2 separate regions of the Homo sapiens genome follow, and region 2 is linked to region 1. A link is an interaction called in ENCODE POLR2A ChIA-PET data of the cell type or tissue named here. Cell type or tissue: B cell. All regions are shown on one strand. Links, peaks and the distances in the headings refer to the core of each region. The heading gives the core; the rest is flanking DNA.

Region 1 (11,259 bases), core at 2,002-10,001:
CGCAGGTATGAGATTACCTTCACTCTTCCCCCGCCCAGTGAGCAAGCACGTCCGTGAGGCACCTGTTCCCAGCCTCTGCATGTCAAGCTCCTCAGCGTTGTTCCTGTCCCTGAAGGTTACAGTGTCAAGTGCGAGTACTCAGCGCACAAAGAGGGTGTCCTCAAAGCCGCGATGCTGCCAGCCTGCGAAGGTGGCGCCGGCGCCTGTGTGAGCGTGGCAGTGCAGGCTGGCGCCAGGGGCCGACACCACGGCATGCCCACCTGCTGGACGGTGTCAAGGGCTCGGGCGCCGCGCTGGAATAAGACTCGCAGCACAGCCACTGGCACGGCTTTGACTGAGGCCGGAGGCCCTGCCCGCCCCGAGCCCTCAGCCTTAAACCCCGCCTGGTCCCCGTGACACGCTGCGTGATGGTGGCTTCCTCGGCCCTCTCCGGGGTGGGCGTGGGGTGGAGTGGCCCTGGCCAGCCTCCCACCTCTGCCTTCATTCCTGCCACCACCGTGCCTCTCCCGTCCTCCTCTTCCACTTCCTCCTCTCCGTGTGCCTCAGGCTCCTGCCAGAAGACATTGGTTGAGCCCACAAGGAGACTGTCTGGGGAAGGGATGGGGAGGGCCTGGGGTGGGTTCTCCCCACTGCCCACCCCAACCCACAGGAGCTCCAGCTAGGGTCTGGGGGAGGATGGAGCTTGCTCTGTGACGTCGTGGCCCCATCACTGCTGCTGCTGCCTGGCGTCAGCCACCTCTCCTGCTCCTCTCTCTTCTCCTCTGCTGTCCACAATGAGTAGGAGGGAGGTGCAGTCCCCACCTCTCACCCCTCAGGTCTGTGTTACTTGGTTTTTAAGTGACTGATTGGGATAGAACCCTAAAGAAATAAAACTTCCAGTGGATACGAAATTATATATATATATGCCCATATGTGTATATATATATATGCCCATGTGTGTGTGTGTGTGTGTATATATATATATATATATATATGCCCATATGTGTGTGTGTGTGTGTATGTATATATATATATATATATATATATATATATATATATATATGCCCATATGTATATATATGGGCATGGTGGCTCATGCCTGTAATTCCAGCACTTTGGAAGGCCAAGACAGGAGGATCACTTGAGACCAGGAGATCAAGACCAGCCTGGTCAACAGAGCAAGACCCCATAAGACCCCATCTCTATCTACAAAAATAAAAATAAAAAATAAAAAGAAATTAAAAATATATTAACAAATTAAAAACAATAAATAGAATTTCTTTATCTGATGGAAAGGATATATATTTTTTAAAAACTAGGCCGGGTACAATGGCTCACACCTGTAATCCCTGCACTTTGGGAGGCCAAGGCGGGCAGATCACAAGGTCAAGAGCTTGAAAGCATCCTGGCGAACATGGTGAAATGCTGTCTTTACTAAAAATACAAAAATTAGCTGGGGGTGGTGGCACGCACCTGTAGTCCCAGCTACTCGGGAGGCTGAGGCAGGAGAATCACTTGAACCACAGAGGCGGAGGTTGCAGTGAGCTGAGATCACGCCACTGCATTCCAGCCTAGGTGATAGAGTGAGACTCCATCTCAAAAAAAATAATAAAAACCCAAAAAACTAACTACTACAACTAATAAATGAATTTAGCTCTGTCTAGGATACAAGTTCAATATACAAAAATCAGTTGCAGTTTTTCAGCTGTAAATTTTGTGTACCATTAGTGACAACTGGAAAATAAAATGTAAGGGATTTCCATTCTTATTATTCTTATTCAACAAAGTGCTGGAAGATCTAGCCAGTGCAAGAGGGCAAGAGAAGAAAATAAAAGGCATGCAGATTGGAAAGGAAGAAATAAAACTCACTATTTGGAGATGACATGATTGTCTACAGAGAAAATATGAAGGAATCTACCAAAAAACTCCTGGAACTAATGAGTTCAGCAAGGTCTCAGTGTACAAGACATAGATTGGAAATATCAATTACATTTCTATACGCTAACAATGAACAGGTGGACACTGAAATGAAAAATATAATATGTGCCAGGCATGGTGTCGCACACATGTAATCCCAGCACTTTGGGAGGCCGAGGCGGGCAGATCGCTTGAGGTCAGGAGTTTGAGACCAGCCTGACCAATATAGTGAAACCTCATCTCTACTAAAAATACAAACATTGGCCGGGCGTGGTGGCTGGGCGTGGTGGCTCACTCCTGTAATCCCAACATTTTGGGAGGCCAAGGTGGGCAGACCACCTGAGGTCAGGAGTTCAAGACTAGCCTGGCCAACATGGCAAAACTCCATCTCTACTAAAAATGCAAAAATTAGCCAGGTGTGGTGGCACATGCCTGTAGTCCCAGCTACTTGGGAGGCACAAGAATTTCTAGAACCCAGGAGGTGGAGGTTGCAGTGAGCTGAGATCGCCCCACTGCACTGTAGCCTGGCTAAACTGTCTCCAAAAAAAAAGAAAAGAAAAGAAAAGAAAAGAAATAAAAATATAATATGACTTACAGTCTCTCAAAACAAGAAAAAGGAAATATGTAAGTGTAAATCTAATAAAATATGTATAGGACTTCTATGCTGAAAAGTACACAACACTAATAAAAGAAATCAAAGATCTGTATAAATGGAGAGACATACTACGTTCATGGATCAGAAGACTCACTATAGTAAAGATATTAATTCTCCCCCAAATTGTTATACAAGTTTAATAAAATGTCTATTAAAATCCCAGCAAGGTTTCCTTGTGGGTTTTGTGTTGGTTTGTTTGTTTTTATTTTTTAAATTTATGTATTTATTTATTTATTTTTAGATGGAGTCTCCCTCTGTCACCCAGGCTGGAGTACAGTGGCGCAATCTCAGCTCACTACAACCTCCGCCTCCCGGGTTCAGGCAGTTCTCCTGCCTCAGCCTCCTGAGTAGCTGGGGTTACAGGCACCCGCCACTACATGTGGCTAATTTTTGTATTTTTAGTAGAGACGGGGTTTCACCATGTTGGTCAGGCTGGTCTCGAACTCCTGACCTTGTGATCCGCCTACCTCAGCCTCCCAAAGTGCTGGGATTACAGGCATGAGCCATCGCGACAAGCCTTGTTTTTGTTTTTTAGACAGAGTATTGCTCTGTTGCCCAGGCTGGAGTGCAGTGGTGAGATCTCGGCTCACTGCAACCTCCGCCTCCCGGGTTCAAGCAATTCTCCTGCCTCAGCCTTCCAAGTAACTGGGATTACAGGCGTATACCACCACGCCCAGCTAATTTTTGTATTTTTAGTAGAGACAGGGTTTTGCCATGTTGCCCAGGCTGCTATCGAACTCCTGGCATCAAGGGATCAGCCCACTTCAGCCTCTCCAAGTGTTGGGATTACAGGCGTGAACCACTGCACCCAGCCCCAGCGAGATTTCTTTGTAAATATAGACAAGATTATTCTAAAATTTATATGAAAAGGAGAGGAAACTAGAATAGCTAAAACAATTTTGAAAAAGAAGAATAAAATAAAAAGAATCATCACTAGATTAAAAACTTATTATATAGCTAGAGTAATCAAGACTCTATTGGCAGAAGAATAAATCACTGGAACAGAATAGAGAGCCTAGAAGCAGACCCATATATATATTTCCAACTGATTTCTTACAAAGTTGCAAAAGCAGCCAGGTGCAGTGGCTCATGCCTGGAATCCCAGCACTTTGGGAGGCTGAGCCGGGTGGATCGCCTGAAGTCAGGAGTTCGAGACCAGCCTGGCCAACATAGTGAAACCCTGTCTCTACTAAAAATACAAAAAATTAGCTAGGTGTAGTGGTGGGTGCCTACTTGGGAGCTACTTGGGAGGCTGAGGCAGAAGCTTGAACTTGGGAGGCGGAGGTTGCAGTGAGCCGAGATCGTGCCACTGCACTCCAGCCTGGGTGACAGAGCGAGACTCCGTCTACAAAAAATAAAAATAAAATACAAAAAAATGGCCGGGTGCAGTGGCTCACACCTGTAATCCCAGCACTTTGGGAGGCCAAGGCAGGCAGATCACATGAGGTCAGGAGTCGGAGACCAGCCTGACCAACATGGAGAAACCCTGTCTCTACTAAATATACAAAATTAGCCGGGCATGGTGGCACATGCCTGTAATCCCAGCTACTTAGCAGGCTGAGGCGGGAGAATCACTTGAACCCAGGAGGCGCAGGCTGCAGTGAGCCGAGATTGCACCATTGCACTCCAGCCTGGGCAACAAGAGCGAAACTCTGTCTCAAAAAAAAAAAAAAAAAAAAATTAGCCGGGCATGGTGGTGCCTGTCTGTGGTCCCAGCTGCTTGGGAGGCTGAGACAGGAGAATTGCTTGAACCTGGGAGGCAGAGGTTGTAGTGAGCCGAGATCTCACCACTGCACTCCATCCAGGGTGACAGATGAGACTCCATCTCAAAAACAAACAAACAAACCAACAAACCAACAAAACAAAATTAAAAAACCAAAGGCAATTCAGTGGTGCTTTTCAACAGGTGGTGTTAGAGTAATTAGACATCCATAGACAAAAACACAAAACCCTAAAAACCCGTACACAAAAATTAACTCCAAATGAGTTACAAACTTAAATGTAAAATGTAAAAACTATAAAACTTTCAGAAAAAAACAGAAGAGTATCTTAAGGTTCTAATGTTATACAGAGTTCTTGATACCTAAAGCATAATTCATAAAAGGAAAAAGTGACACATTGAACTTAATCCAAATTTAAAACTTTCTGAAACATAGGCTGAGGCACCAGAATCACTTGAGCCCGGGAGGTGGAGGTTGCAGTGAGCTAAGATCACTCCACTGCACTCTAGCCTGGGCAACACAGCGAGACCCTGTCTCAAAAGAAAAAAAACCCCACAACTTTCTGAAACAGCTTTATTGAGATATAATTCACATACCATATAATTCACCCATCTAAAGTGCACAATTCAATGGGTTTTTGTTTACTATATTAACTTTTTTTTTTTTTAGATGGAGTCTTGCTCTGTCGCCCAGGCTGGAGTGCAGTGGCACAATCTCGGCTCACTGCAAGCTCCACCTCCCAGGTTCACGCCATTCTCCTGCCTCAGCCTCCCAAGTAGCTGAGACTACAGGAGTCCACCACCATGCCGGCTAATTTTTTTGTATTTTTAGTAGAGACAGGGTTTCACCGTGTTAGCCAGGATGGTCTCAATCTCCTGACCTTGTGATTCGCCCGCCTCGGCCTCCCAAAGTGCTGGGATTACAGGCGTGAGCCACCGTGCCCGGCTAATTTTTTTTTTTAATGGAGTTTCACTCTTGTTGCCCAGGCTGGAGTGCAATGGCACGATCTCAGCTCACCACAACCAATGACTCCTGGGTTCAAGCCATTCTCCTGCCTCAGCTTCCCGAGTAGCTGGGATTACAGGTGTGCACCACCACACCCAGCTAATTTTTGTATTTTAGTAAAGACGGGTTTTCTCCATGTTGGTCAGGCTCGTCTTGAACTCCCAACCTCAGGTGATCTGCCTGCCTCAGCCTCCCAAAGTGCTGGGATTACAGGCATGAGCCACCATGCCTGGCCTACTATATTATTACTTTTTAAAAACTGTGATAAAACCGGTCAAGCATGGTGTCTCATGCCGGTAATCCCAGCACTTTGGGAGGCTGAGGCAGGCAGATCACTTGAGCTCAGGAGTTTGAAACCAGCCTGGGCAATGTGGCAAAACCCCATCTCTAAAACACAAGCAAACAAACAAAAATTAGCCAAGCGTGGGCCAGGCGTGGTGGCTCATGCTTGTAATCCCAGCACTTTGAGAGGCCGAGGCAGGCGGATCACCTGAGGTGAGTTTGAGACCAGCCTGGCCAACATGGCGAAAACCTATCTCTACTAAAAACACAAAAATTAGGCCAGGTGTGGTGGCTCACACCTGTAATCCCAGCACTTTGGGAGGCCAAGGCGGGCGGATCACCTGAGGTCAAGAGTTCGAGACCAGACTGACCAACATGGAGAAACCCCGTCTCTACTAAAAATACAAAAATTAGCTGGTGTGATGGCACATGCCTGTAATCCCAGCTACTCGGGAGGCTGAGGCAGAAGAATCGCTTGAACCCAGGAGGCGGAGGTTGTGGTGAGTTGAAATCGCGCCACTGCACTCCAGCCTGGGCAACAAGAGCAAAATTCCATCTCAAAACAAAAAAAGAAGTGTAACTAACAACATCAGGTGGTGGGACTCGGACATTTTTGGACCCCCCATACCTTCACCCACACCTCGGAGAGCAGATGTTTTGAATTGGAAACATCGAATTTTCAGTCCACCTAGAGTAAGCCCTTTGTCGGCTCAGCTTCTTGAACGTATGCATTTCATGCTCACCACATCCAAACTGTAAGGCTCCATCCAACCAACCAACCAAAATCCCTGTCCTGGACGGGAGCGGTGGCTCCCGCCGGTAATCCCAGCACTTTGGGAGGCCGAGGCGGGCGGATCACTTTAGACCATCTTGGCCAGCATGATGAAACCCCATATCTACTACAAATGCAAAATTTAGCTGGGTGTGGCGGTGCACACCTGTACAGCTACTTGGGAGGCTGAGTTGGGAGAATCGCTTGAACCCGGGAGGCAGAGGCTTCAGTGAGCAGATCATACTACACTGCAGCGTGGGTGATTAAGTCAGACTCTGTGAAAAGAAAGAAAAAGAAAGGAAAGAAAGAAAGGGAAGGAGGGAAGGAGGGAGGGAAGGAAGGAAGGAAAAAACCTCCCTGTCCTTTTGGCCCTGAAGGGACCTTCGCTTTCCAAAGGGCTATGGCAAGAAGGGTGGGTCGCAGCCACGTCACCGGCGGGAGGGTCGGCAAGGACGGTTGCTAGGTCGCCGCACAGCTTCCGCCGCGGAGAGAACCAAAGGACTGGGAGGAGAAGTGAACGCCCGCCCCATCCACGGTGCGGCCTGGGATTGGCTCACCGTTGTAAAGCCATGCCCCCAACCCGGGCAGCGCCGCGGCCACCCGCCCGGTTCCGAAACGGACCAGCAGGGGGCGGCCTGCACGTCCTGGCCGTGGCTCCTGCCCGTGGAGGCGACCCCAGCGGCCCAGACAACTAAGACCCGTGTTGCGTAATCTCCCCGGCCCCGCCCAGGGAGAGGTGCCTCTGCCCCCGGGGACCCTGGCGAACGCACGTTCCCCTGTTGATCATTCAGGCTGCACTGTGGACCCGGAAGTCTGGGTCCAGATCCAGCGAATTCGGAGAATCCTCAGCGGCCCCTCGTCTAAGCCGCAGCAAAAAAAGGGATTGGACTCACTGGACCACCTCCAAGGAGCCTGTCCAGTCTGACAGGCCCTATTTCTCATGGAAGACCCTGGGCTTCTCTGGCCTGAAGTTGAGAGCTGGCCCTGGCTCTGGCATTCCCTCTCTGAGTGGCCTTGGGCAAGTTATAGCCTATTTCTGAGCTTGTTTCCTCATCCTATTGTTAAGTCCTATGAGGGTTAGATGTCCTCAAAGGTCCCTTCCAGTTCTTAGCCATGAAACAGACTTGATAACATGTGGAAATCTCTGACATGTTAAATCTCTGACACGTAAATCTCTGACATGTTATGCTATTTAGCCACCTTCACCTTCTTTTCTTTTTTTTTGAGACTGAGTCTCGCTCTGTCGCCCAGGGTGGATTGCAGTGGTGCGATCTCAGCTCACTGCAACCTCCACCTCATGGGTTCAAGCGATTCTCCTGCCTCAGCCTCCTGAGTAGCTGGAATTATAGGCATGCACCACCACATCCAGCTAATTTTTGTATTTTTAGTAGAGACGGTGTTTCACCGCGTTGGTCAGGCTGGTCTTGAACTCCTGACTTCAGGTATCCACCCACCTCGGCCTCCCAAAGTGCTGGGATTACAGGCATGAGCCACTGTGCCTGGCCCTCTTTTCTTTTTTTTTTAATACAGGGTCTCACTCTGTCGCCCAGGCTGGAGTGCAGTGGCACAATCCTAGTTGGCTGCAGCCTCCAACTCCTGGGCTCAAGCAATCCTCCCGCCTCAGCCTCCCAAGTAGCTGGAACCACAGGCACACACCACAATGCCCGGCTTTTTTTTTTGGAGAGACGGGGTCTCACTATGGTGCCCAGCCCCACCTTCACTTTCTGTACACAAAAATTCTAGAAAAGGAGGGGAAAGGCTGGGTTGGCACCTAAAAATAAAATAGGGACTGTCAACAGATCCCTGAAAGAGTGCCTGCCTGCACTAAGGGGATGATGCTGGAGAGGATAATGGAATGTCCATTGTACTCTAACCCCCTCATTTTGCAGATGAGGAAACTTTGACAGCAGCTAAGTCACATTAGGAGGAAAAACCCAGGTTTTCTGATTTCATAATCAGTTCCTTTACAAAGTGTTAGGAAATAGAAGGCATAAATATGTTAAAACAGAGAAAGAAAATTATCCACAGGAATAAAAGCAAACAATTTAATTTGTAGCACTTCCCACTTTGGTGTACTTAGGATTTCTATCCTGCCTACATTCGTGGTGACTTACAAAGCAAAAATAGAGCAATAAAAAATAAAACAGAAGTGAGTTATCTCTCTCTTCTGCTTTTTCATCTATCACCACTGCCCCATTGTCCCCTCCAGAAGAGCTTCTAACCCCTACCCTAATGTTCCAAACTGACCTTTGTAATCTTTTTTTTTTTTTTTTTTTTTGAGGCAGTCCCAGCTACTCAGGATGCTGAGGGGGTGAAAATTGCTTGAGCCCAGGAGTTTGAGACCAGCTTGGGCAACACAGCAAAACTCCATCCAGCACTTTGGGAGGCCGAGGCAGGTGGATCACTTGAGGCCAGGAGTTGGAAACCAGCCTGGTCAACATGGTGAAACCCCATCTTTACTAAAAATACAAAAAATTTGTCAGGCGCAGTGGCTCATGCCTATAATCCCAGCACTTTGGGAGGCTGAGGCGGGCAGATCACCTGAGGTCAAGAGTTTTGTACTAAAATACAAAAATTAGCTGAGTGTGGTGGCAGGTGCCTGTAATCCCAGCTACTAGGAAGACTGAGGCAGGAGAACTGCTTGAACCCAGGAGGTGGAGGTTGCAGTGGGCCGAGATTGCACCACTGCACTCTAGCCTGGGCAACAGACTGAGACTCTGTCTCAAAAAAAAAAAAAAAAAAAAATTAGCTGGGCGTGGTGGCATGCACCTGTAATTCCAGCTACTTGGGAGGCTGAGGCAGGAGAATCACTTGAACCCAGTAGGTGGAGGTTGCAGTGAGCCGAGATCGCACCATTGCACTGAAGCCCAGGTGACAGAGCGAGCCTCTGTCTTAAAAAAACAAAAACAAAACAAAAAAAAAACTAGATGAAGTGTATGATATGTGAATTACATCTCAATAAAGCTGTTACATCAAAAGAGGCACACCAAAAAGTAAAACAAAACCAACCAATATGTGCCTGTGTTTCTTCCCTAGGTTCTGTGTGGCTACATCCTTTCACTCTGGGGAGATCTGGGGTGCGGTTCTCGGCCATCTGCTCCTGCAGATGTCTTCCAAATCTCCAAGTGTGTCCCCCCACAGCGTCCCCATCTCCCACTCAGCCACCACTTTACACTCTACCCAGCTCCACTCGGTGGAAGGAAGCATGCCAGCTCCCCTGATCTCCTGCACGCCCGCCTTGGCTGCCACCTAATTTCTTGGCTACCCAGGATGGAGTTGGGATAGAGAAGGGGAGAACAGAAAAGGCAGAAGACAGGTGAGTCTTGCTGGAGATTGGAAAAGGGAGAAACTTCCTAGAGCAAACTAGATAAGAACAAAAGACAACTTTGAAAAGGAAAAGATTCCTTAATATTTTGTTATATTTTTCCCTTCTGGACTTCAAGTGTTTGAGTAGCTTTTTTCATGGCTGTCTTACTTCTGGAAGTGATTTTGGAGGGAGCATAATTTTATTTTATTTTTTTTGAGATGGAGTCTCACTCTGTTGCTCAGGCTGGAGTGCAGTGGCATGATCTCGGCTCACTGCAACCTCTGCCTCCCGGGTTCAAGCTATTCTCCTGCCTCGGCCTCCCAAGTAGCTGGGACTACAGGTGCGTGCCACCATGCCCGGCTAAGTTTTTGTATTTTCAGTAGAGACAGGGTTTCACCCTGTTAGCCAGGATGGTCTCCATCTCCTGAACTCATGATCCGCCCGCTTTGGCCTCCCAAAGTGCTGGGATTACAGGTGTGAGCCACTTCACCTGGCTGGGAGCATCATTTTAATAGTTTATTTACACAGCTGTGAATTAAACATCTACTTCCTTTTTTTTTTTTTTTTTTTTGCTTTGTTTTTGAGACAGGGTCTCACTATGTCACCCAGGCTGGAGTGCAATGGCACAATCTCAGCTCACTGCAACCTCTGCCTCCTGGGGATAAGTAATCCTCGCACCTCAGCCTCCCAATTAGCTGGGACCACAAGAGCACATCATCATGCCTGGCTATTTTTTTTTGTACTTTTAGTAGAGACGGGGGTCTCACTATGTTGCCCGGGCTGATCTCAAACTCCTGAGCTCAAGCAATCCACCTGTCTTGGCCTCCCAAAGTGCTGGGATTACAGGCATGAGCCACCGTGCCTGGCCTAAACATCTACTTTCTTTATGACTTTATTAAAAGTCCACCTTCGGCTGGGCTCAGTGGCTCACCCCTGTAATCCCAGCACTTTGGGAGGCCGAGGCAGGTGGATCACCTGAGGTCAGAAGTTCGAGACCAGCCTGACCAACATGTTGAAACCCCATCTCTACTAAAAATACAAAAATTAGCCGGGTGTGGTGGCACATGCCTGTAATCCTAGCTACTTGGAAGGCTGAGGCAGGAGAATCACTTGAACCCGGGACACAGAGGTTGCAGTGAGCTGAGATCATGCCACTGCATCCCAGACTGGGCGACACAGCGAGACTCTGCCTTAAAAAAATAAAATAGCCGGGCGCGGTGGCTCACGCCTGTAATCCCAGCACTTTGGGGGGCCGAGGTGGGCGGATCACGAGGTCAGGAGATCGAGACCATCCTGGCTAACACGGTGAAACCCCGTCTCTACTAAAAATACAAAAAATTAGCTGGGCGTGGTGGCGGATGCCTGTAATGCCAGCTACTTGGGAGGCTGGGGCAGAGAACTGCTTGAACCCAGGAGGCGGAGGTTGCAGTGAGCCGAGACCGTGCCACTGCACTCCAGCCTGGCGACAAAGTGAGACTCTGTCTCAAATAAATAAATAAATAAATAAAATAAAATAAAATAAAATAAAATAAGGCTTGGCATGGTGGCTCACATCTGTAATCCCCAGAACTTTTTTTTTTTTTGAGACAGAGTCTTGCCCTGTTACCCAGGCGGGAGTGCA
Region 2 (11,259 bases), core at 1,125-9,124, 290 kb before region 1:
CGGGGAAGAGGAAGTTGTAAGGATCCGAATCCACAGAACCCGCACCATCTCTCCACCTGTGCATCGGTCTCCCCAGACCCGGGCGACCTCTCCCCACCACTCCCACCGTCTCCCCAGATGCACACAGGCCGCGCCCAAAGGACCTAGCCTCCCGGGGGCTTCTATTCCCCAACCCGAGGCTCTACTGGCGGTGGGAGGGCTGTCGGGGGAGGAGCCCCTCAGACCCTTCCAGCCCGAAAACCTCGCCCCAGCGCCCCGGGGTCCCGGGTACCCTTCTCAGGGGGCGGGGCTGCCCCTGCCTGCCCAGCGCCTTCAAACCCGGGCCCTGGGAGCGCGGCCAGCGAACGTGCGACACCAGCCCTGGGCCCCTGGGGCCGGCTTGGGAGGGTGCGGCACGGAGTCCCCAGCGGGACCCCCCACGCGGGTCACTTGGTTCGGCCCGGATGCCCCCCATATGGTAGATGCCAGCCCCGTCTGCGCGCCCGCGCTGTGATGGAGGCTGCGGACGTGCGCCGCGGGGCCTCCGCGGACTGAGTAGGCTGGGGTCGCCCCACTTACCGCGGGGCCGGAGCCAGGGCCCGGGTCCCAGCGGAAGGGCTCGAACAGTCCACTCGCCAGGCGCCCAGCCGCCTGCGCCCTCCGCCGCCGTGACGTCGCGTGGGCGGCAGCGCCCGCTGGGTCCTGGGAGTTGTAGTTTGGTCTGAGGACGTGCCGTCCCGGGCGCCCGCGCATCCAGGCCACGCCCTTGCTCCCGGACCCCAAACAGCACCGCTTCCTCCACACGGCTCTCGAGGCTCTCCGTGTCCCTCCCAGCCTCTATCTCCTGCTCTATGAAACGGGCTCCCTGGGAGCTGGAAGATCTTAGATGTAAAGCGCACAGATCACGCCCTACCTGACTCCTTCTCGGAGCTCTTGTCCTCCTTCCAGTTCTTGGTTCATTTATGGGTAACCAGGCTTCAAACCCCAGCTCGACCCCTTAATATCTGGAGCAAGTTATTTAACTGCTCAGTGCTTGGTAAGATGAAGAGATATCATCAGTTTTGGGGTTGTGTGGATTACATGAATTTATATGAGTGCCTAGAACAGTGCCAGGCGTGGAATTAGCACTATATAAGGGTTAGGCATTATTATTATTCACTCATGCCTGCAGATAATGCAAGTCGCTGACTGGGTGTCTTTTCTGCACCAGGAGAGGAGATTGGGCAGTGAGTTGAATAGATCTTTCCGTGCCCTGCATAAGAAAACAGTTTCAGTATCATTGGCTGTGATGAGGACTTTCAGAGGAGGCTGCGGGAGCCTCAGATAGAAACTGAGACAGCTGTGTAGGTGCAGCCTGAGTAGGACTTGCAAGGGAGCGGGGTGGGAAGGGTGTGTGGCAGGACAGACAACAGCCCAGATGGTCTGAGGATATGGCTGGAGCCATATGGGATCTGGGAAGGAGAGGGGCGGCAGCAGAGAGCGAAGGATAAGTCTGCATTTGTCCTAGGGTAGTTAGGAACTACTGAAGGGTTTTAACTGGTGGGCTCTCCTCCTTAGACAGAACCCCTTGTCTGCAGTGATTTAGAGTGGGGCGTTTGGTGAGACCAAAGGCAGAGAAACCAATAAGAAGACAATTACTTTAGGCCAGGCGCAGTGGCTCAGGCCTGTAATCCCAGCACTTTGAGAGGACGAGGTGGGCGGATCTCAGGAGTTCCAGACCAGCCTGGCCAACTTGGCAAAACCCCGTCTCTACTAAAAATACAAAAATCAGCCGGGTGTTGTGGCTGGCGCCTGTAATCCCAGCTACTCGCGAGGCTGAGGCAGGAGAATCGCTCGAACCCGGGAGGAGGAGGTTGCAGTGAGCCGATATCCCGCCACTGCTCTCCATCCTGGGCAACAAGAGCAAAACTCCGTTGCAAAAAAAAAAAAAATTATCCAGGCAGGAGGCGCTGGAAGGGACACGTTTCAGTGTGTGCACGTGCATATGTGTGTAGTGTGTATTTGTACTAATTGCAATTTTCTTTACCATGGTTATATATTTCCTAAATATGTTCAATAAAAAGTGCTAAGTGAAGCAAGTGACATCTTTGGAGGCTATCTTTATTTATTTATTTGGAGATGGGGTCTCGCTCTGTTGCTCAAGCTGTAATACAGTCGCTCCATAGTAGCTCACTGCAGCCTCCGACTTAAATGATCCTCCCACCTCAGCCTCTCAAGTAGCCGAGACTGTAAGTGTGCACCACTACCCCCAGGGTGATTTTTTCCCCCTCAGGCAATCCTTTTGCCACAGCCTCCCAAAGTGCTGGGATTACAGACGTAACCCACCGTGCCTGGCCTATTTTTCTTAGAGCCGGGGTCTCGCTATGTTGCCCAGGCTGGTCTCAAATTCCTGGCCTCAGCCTCCTGAGTTGTTGGGGTTACAGGAGTGAGCCACTGGGCCTGGCGGCTGTCTTTAAACTTGGAGGTTAGCCAGGTGCAGTGGCTCATGCTTGTAATCCCAGCACTTTGGGAGGCCAAGGCGGGCAGATGACCTGAGGTCAGGAGTTCGAGACCAGCCTGGCCAATATGGTGAAACTCTGTCTTTACTAAAAATACAAAAATTAGCCGGATGTGGTGGCATGCACCTGTAATCCCTGCTACTCGGGAGGCTGAGGCAGAAGAATCGCTTGAACCCGGGAGGCGGAGGTTGCAGTGAGCCAAGATCGTGCCAATGCACTCCAGCCTGGGCGACAGAGAGAGGCTCCGTCTCAAAAATAAATAAATAAATAATAAATAATAAACTTGAAGGTGAAAAAAATAAATAATAAATAATAATAAATATAAACTTGGAGGGAGGACGCCTCACCGTGACTGGCCTGCCTGAGCAATTGGGGGCAGACCACGGGAAAGGGGCGCCCTGCATCTCTGGGTTTCCTCTTTGACCCCCACCCACACCATTCCCACCCGTTCTTTCCCAACGTCCTGGAGTACAGCCAGGCGGCGGCAGCCCCAAGGCAGCCACGGCTGGAGCCCGTGGTAAAAGGGAGCGGGAAGGGTGCTCCTGGCGGGGAGGACAGGCTGCGCAAAGCAGCAAAGGACTGGCAGTGGTCTGTGCGCCAGAATCTGGCGCTCACGTGGCCGCGGCGTGGACAGGAGCCGCAGGCGGAGGAGGCTGCGGCTGCCACCGAGGTGGAGAGGTCTGGCACAGGCCTCACCCCATTTGACCCCGCTCGCTAGGCCCCGGCTCGGCCTGGACTCGCTGCTGCCCCCGGCGGCGGAGGTTGGACATGCACCTCGCGACCCCCTTTTCAGAATACTGTATACAGGTCAGGCGGCTTTCTTTTTTTTTTTTTTTATTTTTTTATTTTTTTTTTTTTATTTTTATTTTTTATTGATCATTCTTGGGTGTTTCTCGCAGAGGGGGATTTGGCAGGGTCATAGGACAATAGTGGAGGGAAGGTCAGCAGATAAACAAGTGAACAAAGGTCTCTGGTTTTCCTAGGCAGAGGACCCTGCGGCCTTCCGCAGTGTTTGTGTCCCTGGGTACTTAAGATTAGGGAGTGGTGATGACTCTTAACGAGCATGCTGCCTTCAAGCAGGGCAGAGGGGCTCCTCACTTCCCAGTAGGGGCGGCCGGGCAGAGGCGCCCCTCACCTCCCGGACGGGGCGGCTGGCCAGGCGGGGGGCTGATCCCCCCACCTCCCTCCCGGACGGGGCGGCTGGTCGGGCGGGGGGCTGACCCCCCCCACTTCCCTCCCGGACGGGGCGGCTGGCCGGGCGGGGGGCTGACCCCCCCACCTCCCTCCCGGACGGGGCGGCTGGCCGGGCAGAGGGGCTCCTCACTTCCCAGTAGGGGCGGCCGGGCAGAGGCGCCCCTCACCTCCCGGACGGGGCGGCTGGCCAGGCGGGGGGCTGATCCCCCCACCTCCCTCCCGGACTGGGCGGCTGGCCGGGCGGGGGGCTGATCCCCCCACCTCCCTCCCGGACTGGGCGGCTGGCCGGGCGGGGGGCTGACCCCCCCACCTCCCTCCCGGACGGGGCGGCTGGCTGGGCAGAGGGGTCCTCACTTCCCAGTAGGGGCGGCGGGGCAGAGGCGCCCCTCACCTCCCGGACGGGGCGGCCGGCCGGGCGGGGGGCTGACCCCCCCACCTCCCTCCCGGACGGGGCGGCTGGCCGGGCAGAGGGGCTCCTCACTTCCCAGTAGGGGCGGCCGGGCAGAGGCACCCCTCACCTCCCGGACGGGGCGGCTGGCCGGGCGGGGGGCTGACCCCCACCACCTCCCTCCCGGACGGGGCGGCTGGCCGGGCAGGGGGCTGACCCCCCCTCCCCCCTCCCGGACGGGGCGGCTGGCCGGGCAGAGGGGCTCCTCACTTCCCAGTAGGGGCGGCCGGGCAGAGGCGCCCCTCACCTCCCGGACTGGGCGGCTGGCCGGGCGGGGGGCTGACCCCCCCACCTCCCTCCTGGACGGGGCGACTGGCCAGGCAGAGGGGCTCCTCACTTCCCAGTAGGGGCGGCCGGGCAGAGGAGCCCCTCACCTCCCGGATGGGGCGGCTGGCCGGGCGGGGGGCTGACCCCCCCCACCTCCCTCCCGGACGGGGTGGCTGCCGGGCGGAGACGCTCCTCACTTCCCAGACGGGGTGGCTGCCGGACGGAGGGGCTCCTCACTTCTCAGACGGGGCGGTTGCCAGGCAGAGGGTTTCCTCACTTCTCAGACGGGGCGGCCGGGCAGAGACGCTCCTCACCTCCCAGATAGGGTTGCGGCCAGCAGAGGCGCTCCTCACATCCCAGACAGGGCGGCGGGGCAGAGGTGCTCCCCACATCTCAGACGATGGGCGGCCGGGCAGAGACGCTCCTCACTTCCTAGATGGGAAGGCGGCGGGGAAGAGGCGCTCCTCGCTTCCTAGATGGGATGGCGGCCGGGCAGAGACGCTCCTCACTTTCCAGACTGGGCAGCCAGGCAGAGAGGCTCCTCATATCCCAGACGATGGGTGGCCAAGCAGAGACGCTCCTCACTTCCCAGACGGGGTGGCGGCTGGGCAGAGGCTGCAATCTCGGCACTTTGGGGGGCCAAGGCAGGCGGCTGGGAGGTGGAGGCTGTAGCGAGCCGAGATCACGCCACTGCACTCCAGCCTGGGCACCACAGAGCACTGAGTGAACGAGACTCCGTCCGCAATCCCGGCACCCCGGGAGGCCGAGGCTGGCGGATCACTCGCGGCTAGGAGCTGGAGACCAGCCCGGCCAACACAGCAAAACCCCGTCTCCACCAAAAAAAAAAACGAAAACCAGTGAGGCGTGGCGGCGTGCGCCTGCAATCGCAGGCACTCAGCAGGCTGAGGCAGGAGAATCAGGCAGGGAGGCTGCAGTGAGCCGAGATGGCAGCAGCACCGTCCAGCCTTGGCTCGGCATCAGAGGGAGACCGTGGAAGGAGACCGTGGAGGGAGACGGAGACGGAGACGGAGACGGAGACGGAGACGGAGACGGAGAGGGAGAGGGAGAGGGAGAGGGAGAGGGAGAGTCAGGCGGCTTTCTAAGCGCTTTCAATGTATTTTTAAAAATTTACATATACTCGATGTAAAAGAGAACTGTATGTATTTATTTATTGAGACAAGATATCGCTCATGTCACCAAGGCTGGAGTGCAGTGGTGCGATCACAGCTCACTGCAGCCTCGAACTCCTGTTCTCAAGCAATCCTCCTGCCTCAGTCTCCCAAAGCACTGAAATTCCAAGCGTGAGCCCCACGCCTGTCCTACAACATTATTTATTTTATTTTATTATTTTTTCTGAAACAGTGTCTCACTCTGTTACCCAGGCTAGAATGCAATGGCATGTTCATGGCTTACGGCAGCCACAACCTCCCTGACTCAAGCGATCCTCCTACCTCAGCATCCCGAGTAGCTGTGACCACAGGTGCCTGCCACCACACCCAGCTGATTTTTAAAAAAATTTTGTAAGGACGGGATCTCCTTGTGTTGCTCAGGCTGGTAACGATGGATCTTCTGGCCTGAAGCGATCCTCCCATCTCAGCTTCCCAAAGTGTTGGGATTACAGGCGTGAGCCACTGGGCCCAACCAACTTCTCTCTTTTTTTTTTTTTTTTTTTTTGAGACAGAGTCTTGCACTGTAACCCAGGCCAGAGTGTAGTGGCACAATCTCGGCTCACTGCAACTTCTGCCTCCCAGCTTCAAGCAATTCTCGTGCCTTGGCCTCCCAAGTAGCTGGGATTACAGGTGCATACCACCATGCCCAGCTAATTTTTGTATTTTTGTAGAGATAGGGTTTCACCATGTTGGCCAGGCTGGCTTCAAACTCCTGACCTCAGGTGATCCATCTGCCTCGTCTTCCCAAAGTGCTGGGATTACAGGCATGAACAACAGAGACAAGCAGGGCCTGGCCAACTTCTTACCATATAACTTTGACACTTCTTGTATCAAGAGGTGAGGGAGTCTATGTTCCCTCCCCTTGGAACTGGGAAGGCTTGTGATTACAGTGGAACAGATGCTATATGACTTCTGAGTTTAGATCATAAAATATGTAGCTTCCACCTGGCTTTCTGGAGCACATGTGCTAGTCCTGAGCTGCCAGGTGGGCAGTCTGACTGCCCTATATTATTATTATTTTATTTTTAAATTGAGACAGAGTCTTGCTCTGTGACCCAGGCTGGAGTGCAGTGGTGCGATCTTGGCTCACTGCAGCCTCCACCTCCCAGGTTCAAGGGATTCTCCTGCTTCAGCCTCCCAAGTAGCTGGGATTACAGGCATGCACCACCATACCCGGATAATTTTTACTAGAGAAGGGTTTCTCCATGTTGGCCAGGCTGGTGCCCTGTACGAATTATTTATTGCTGTGTAACAAATTACCTCCAAAACATAGCACCATGCTGGAGTGCAATGGCACGATCTTGGCTCACTGCAACCTCTGCCTCCCGGGTTCAAGCGATTCTCCTGCCTCAGCCTCCCTAGTAGCTGGGATTACAGGCGCCCACCACCATGCCCAGCTAATTTTTTGTATTTTTAGTAGAGACGGGGTTTCACTATGTTGGCCAGGCTGGTCTCCATCTCCTGACCACAGGTGATCCACCCACCTCAGCCTCCCAAAGTGCTGGGATTACAGGCGTGAGCCACACCATACCCAGCTCAAACATAACATCTTAAAAACATTTTTTTAAATAGAGACAAGGTCTCACTATGTTGCCCAGGCTGTTCTTGAACTTGAACTCCTGAGCTCAAGTGATCCTCCCACTTCGGCCTTCCAAAGTGCTGGGATTACAGGTGTGAACCACTGCGCCTAGCCAATATCTTAAAACAATAAACACTGGCCGGGTGTGGTGACTCACGCCTGTAATCCCAGCATTTTGGGAGGCGGAGGCGGGCGGATCACGAGGTCAGGAGATTGAGACCATCCTGGCTAACACGGTGAAACCCTGTCTCTACTGAAAATACAAAAAAATTAACTAGGCGTGGTGGTGGGTGCCTGTAGTCCCAGCTACTCAGGAGGCTGATTCAGGAGAATGGTGTGAACCTGAGAGGCGGAGCTTGCAGTGAGCCAAGATTGTGCCACTGTGCTCCAGCCTGGGCAATAGAGCGAGACTCTTTCTCAAAAAAAAAAAAAAAAAAAAAAAACAATAAACACTTATCACACACAGTTTCCTTGGGTTAGGAATCTAGGGGGTTCTGGCTCAGGGTCTCTCATGAAGTGCAGTCAAAATGTTGGCCAATGCTACCGTCATCTGAAGGCGTGACTGTTTTACAGAATCTGATTCCAAGGTAGCTCCCTCACATGCCCAGCAGGTTACTGCTGGTTGTTGACAGAAGGCCCGTCATGCTCAGGGTTGGGGTCCAGCCCCAGCTGAGGTGTGAGAGGAAGCAGTGGACGTGAGGCAGGGAGCTAGAAGAACACTCGAGAGACAGCAGGTAAATGAGACATGGCTTTATTCAGCAGCTCTCTCATCATCAACATCTTACTCTCGCACTGTCTGCTCTGTCTCAGCTGCTTACTCCGGCAGCTCCCACACACACACAGCTGTGTGGCCAGCTCTCCCTTCAGGGTCAGCAGCTTCACTCTTTCTTTTCTTTTCTTTTTTCTTTTTTTCCTGAGATGGAGTCTCGCGCTGTTGCCCAGGCTGGAGTGCAGTGGTGTGATCTCGGCTCACTGCAACCTCTGCCTCCTGGGTTCAAGCAATTCTCCTGCCTCAGCCTCCTGAGTAGCTGGGATTACAGGCATGCACCACCATGGCCAGCTAATTTTTGTATTTTTAGTTGAGAAGGGGTTTCACCATGTTGACCAGGCTGGTCTCAAACTCCTAACCTTGTGATCCACCTGCCTTGGCCTCCCAAAGTGCTGGGATTATGGGCATGAGCCACCACACCCCACAGCCTTACTCTTTCTCCCTCTGGGCATGAGCTAGCTGAGCTGTGTCTTGGCTTCCCCGAGATGGACAGCTCTGGCTTTCTCTCTTTCTCTGGGTACAAGCACCTGCACAAGAGCCATGTCCCATGTCAAGCCATGTTGGGCCGAGCCCTGTGCACAGTGTCAGCAGGGCAATTATACCTTTTACAGACAACAGTGGCTCAGAGCCAAGTGATGAGCCTTCCCATGTTATGGCTACACGGCTGTGATAACAAGTGGAGCTATATGCCTGCACTCTAAACTCACTGAGTCACTCTGGATGTTTACTTTGGCCTATGCCCACTTGACTGCAGCACACCCACGTTTCTTACAGGGCCTCAGTTCCTCACTAAGGAGACCTCTCTCCCTAGGGTTACTTGAGTGCTTTCATATCATGGTAGCTGGCTTTGTCTAGAATGAGTGATCTACAAAGGAGCAAGATGGAAGCCACAATATCTTCATGATTTAGCCTCTAAAGTCACACACTGTCATTTCTGCATTATCCCAATGGGCCAGTTCAGCCCCTTTCAATGTGAGAAGAGACTTCACAATGGTATCAATACCAGGAAGCAGGAATCACTGAGGACCATTTTGGAAGCTGACTATTAAAGCCTTAAGGCTGCCATGCTGTGAGGAAGCCCAAGCTAGCCCATGCAGAGGACAACATAGATAGGTTCGGAGACTACTCAGAGAAAGGGAGAGAGAATGCTAGGTTATCTTTCAGCTGTTTTAGCTGCTTATTGTTCCAGCTTTAGCCACCATCTGACTGCAATTGTATGAGCCAGAAATAGCCAGGTAAAATTGTCTTCCCAAATTCCTAGTGCACAAAAACTGTCAGAGGCTGGGGGCAGTGGCTCACTCCTGTAATCCCAGCAGCACTTTGGGAAGCCAGGGTGGGAGAACTGCTTGAGCCCAGGAGTTAGAGGCAACATAACAACAACTCATCTCTAATGAAAAAAAAAAAAAAAGAAAGAAAAAGGCCAGGCACAGTGGCTCACGCCTGTAATCCCAGCACTTTAGGAAGCCAAGGAGGGCGGATCATGAGGTCAGGAGTTTGAGACCAGCCTGGCCAATATGGTGAAACCCCGTCTCTACTAAAAACACAAAAATCAGCCACGCATAGTGGCTGGTGCCTGTAATCACAGCTACTCAGGAGGCTAAGGCAGGAGAATCACTTGAATCCGGGAGGCAGAGGTTGCAGTGAGCCGAGATTGCACCACTGCATTTCAGCCTGGGCAGCAGAGTGGGACTGTCTCACATTAATTAATTAATTGATTAAATGCTAGAAGAAAATATGGTCAAAATCTTTTATAACTCTTGGAGTGAGGAAGGCAATCTCGGCTCACTACAACTTCCACCTCCCGGGTTCAAATGATTCTCCTGCCTCAGCCTCCTGAGTAGCTGGGATTACAGGCACCCACCACCATGCCCGGCTAATTTTTGTATTTTTAGTAGAGACGAGGTTTCGCCATGTTGGCCAAGCTTGTCTTAAACTCCTGACCTCAGGTGATCCACCCACCTCAGCCTCCCAAATTGCTGGGATTACAGGCATGAGCCACCATGCCCCGCCTAATTTTAAAAATGTTTATAAAGACAGAGTCTTACCACGTTGTCCAGACCTGTCTCAAACTCCTGGGCTCAAGTCATTGTCTTGTCTCAGCCTCCCAAAGTTCTGGGACTACAGGTGTGCACCACCACACCTGGCTAATTTTGTTTATTTTTTATAGAGTGAGGGTCTCCCTGTGTTGTCCAGGGTGTCTCAAACTCCTGGGCTCAAGTGGTCCTCCTGCCTCAGCCTCCCAAAGTGCTGGGATTATAGGCATAAGCCACTGCACCTGGCCCCAGTGTGTGTCTTCTGAGGCTAAGTCATAAAGAGATTGCGGCTTCTATTTTGCTTCCTCTTAGATCACTCATTCTGGGGGAAACCAACAATAAATAACAGGAACACACCAGGAGATCAGAGAAAGCTGAGATACAGGCCTAATGCCCAGTCCTCTGTATTCATTTCTAATTGCTGCTGTAACAAGTTACTGCACATTTAATGATGTAAAACAACACAAATTTATCTTACAGTTCTGTAGCTTAGAAGTCTGACAGAGTCTCACTGGGCTGAAATCAAGATGTTGATAGTTCCTTCCCGGTGACTCTAGAGTGAGAATCCAGTTCTTTACCCTTTCTTGCCTTTAGAGGCCACCCGTATTTATTAGCTCACAATCCCCTTCCTCCATCTTCAAACCAGAAACATTGCAGCTCTCTGTGTCTTTTTTCTTTACTCACATCTCCCTCTGACTTTCTTCTGCCATCCTCCTTCATTTTTTAAGGACCCCTGTGGGCCAGGCATGGTGGCTTATGCCTGTAATCCCAGCACTTTGAGAGGCGGAGGCAGGCGGGTCACCTGAGGTCAGGAGTTCCAGACCAGCCTGGCCAACATGGCAAAACCCCATCTCCACTGAAAATACAAAAATTGGGCCAGGCACGGCGGCTCACACCCGTAATCCCCATACTTTGAGAGGCTGAGGCAGGTGGATCACTTGAGGTCAGGAGTTCAAGACCAGCCTGGCCAACATGGTGAAATCCCGTCTCTACTAAAAAAAAAAAAAATTACAATAATTAGTCAGGCGTGGTGGCCAGCACCTATAATCCCAGCTACTTGGGAGGTTGAGGCACAAGAATTGCTTGAACCCGAGAGGGGGAGGTTGCAGTGAGCTGAGATTGCACCACCGTACTCCAGCCTGGATGACAGAGCAAGACTCTGTCTCAAAATAAAAATTAAGATAAATAATAAAAAATAAATAAAAATCAGCAAATTAGGCCAGGTGTGGTGGTGGCTCATGCCTGTACTCCCAGCACTTTGAGGTGGGAAGGTTGCTTGAAACCAGAAGTTTAGACCAGCCTGGGAAACAAAGTGAGACCCCA

What was found. Peaks named below come from ENCODE experiments on the same cell type or tissue, not always from the same donor. Only the 100,000 strongest peaks of a DNase experiment are listed, where the experiment ranks them.
Region 2: POLR2A ChIA-PET joins it to region 1 with 13 read pairs; 6 of 35 experiments call an interaction of 5 or more read pairs at or near these places.

Annotation. Positions count from the first base shown.
Region 1 is chr16:30,810,148-30,821,406 of GRCh38, reverse strand. It overlaps LOC124903679 (a long non-coding RNA gene), which reads right to left. Exons shown (of 2, transcript XR_007065052.1): 2 at 1-550. It also overlaps the pseudogene ADISSPP2. Among named protein-coding and RNA genes, the nearest start is that of ZNF629, 29 kb to the right of the region's middle. RefSeq lists a silencer at 6,783-7,112 and enhancers at 7,133-7,282, 7,153-7,707, 7,708-8,263. In B cell, for the core only: CTCF peaks have their summits at 6,757 and 6,963 (motif pointing right); a DNase peak (open chromatin) is centred at 6,936; H3K4me3 peaks cover 1,237 bases; H3K27ac peaks cover 1,077 bases.
Region 2 is chr16:31,097,779-31,109,037 of GRCh38, reverse strand. It overlaps BCKDK (branched chain keto acid dehydrogenase kinase), which reads right to left and starts at 652. Exons shown (of 12, transcript NM_005881.4): 1 at 559-652. RefSeq lists enhancers at 1-34, 35-928, 2,536-3,352 and a silencer at 260-799. In B cell, for the core only: CTCF peaks have their summits at 3,014 and 3,225; a DNase peak (open chromatin) is centred at 3,197; H3K4me3 peaks cover 12 bases.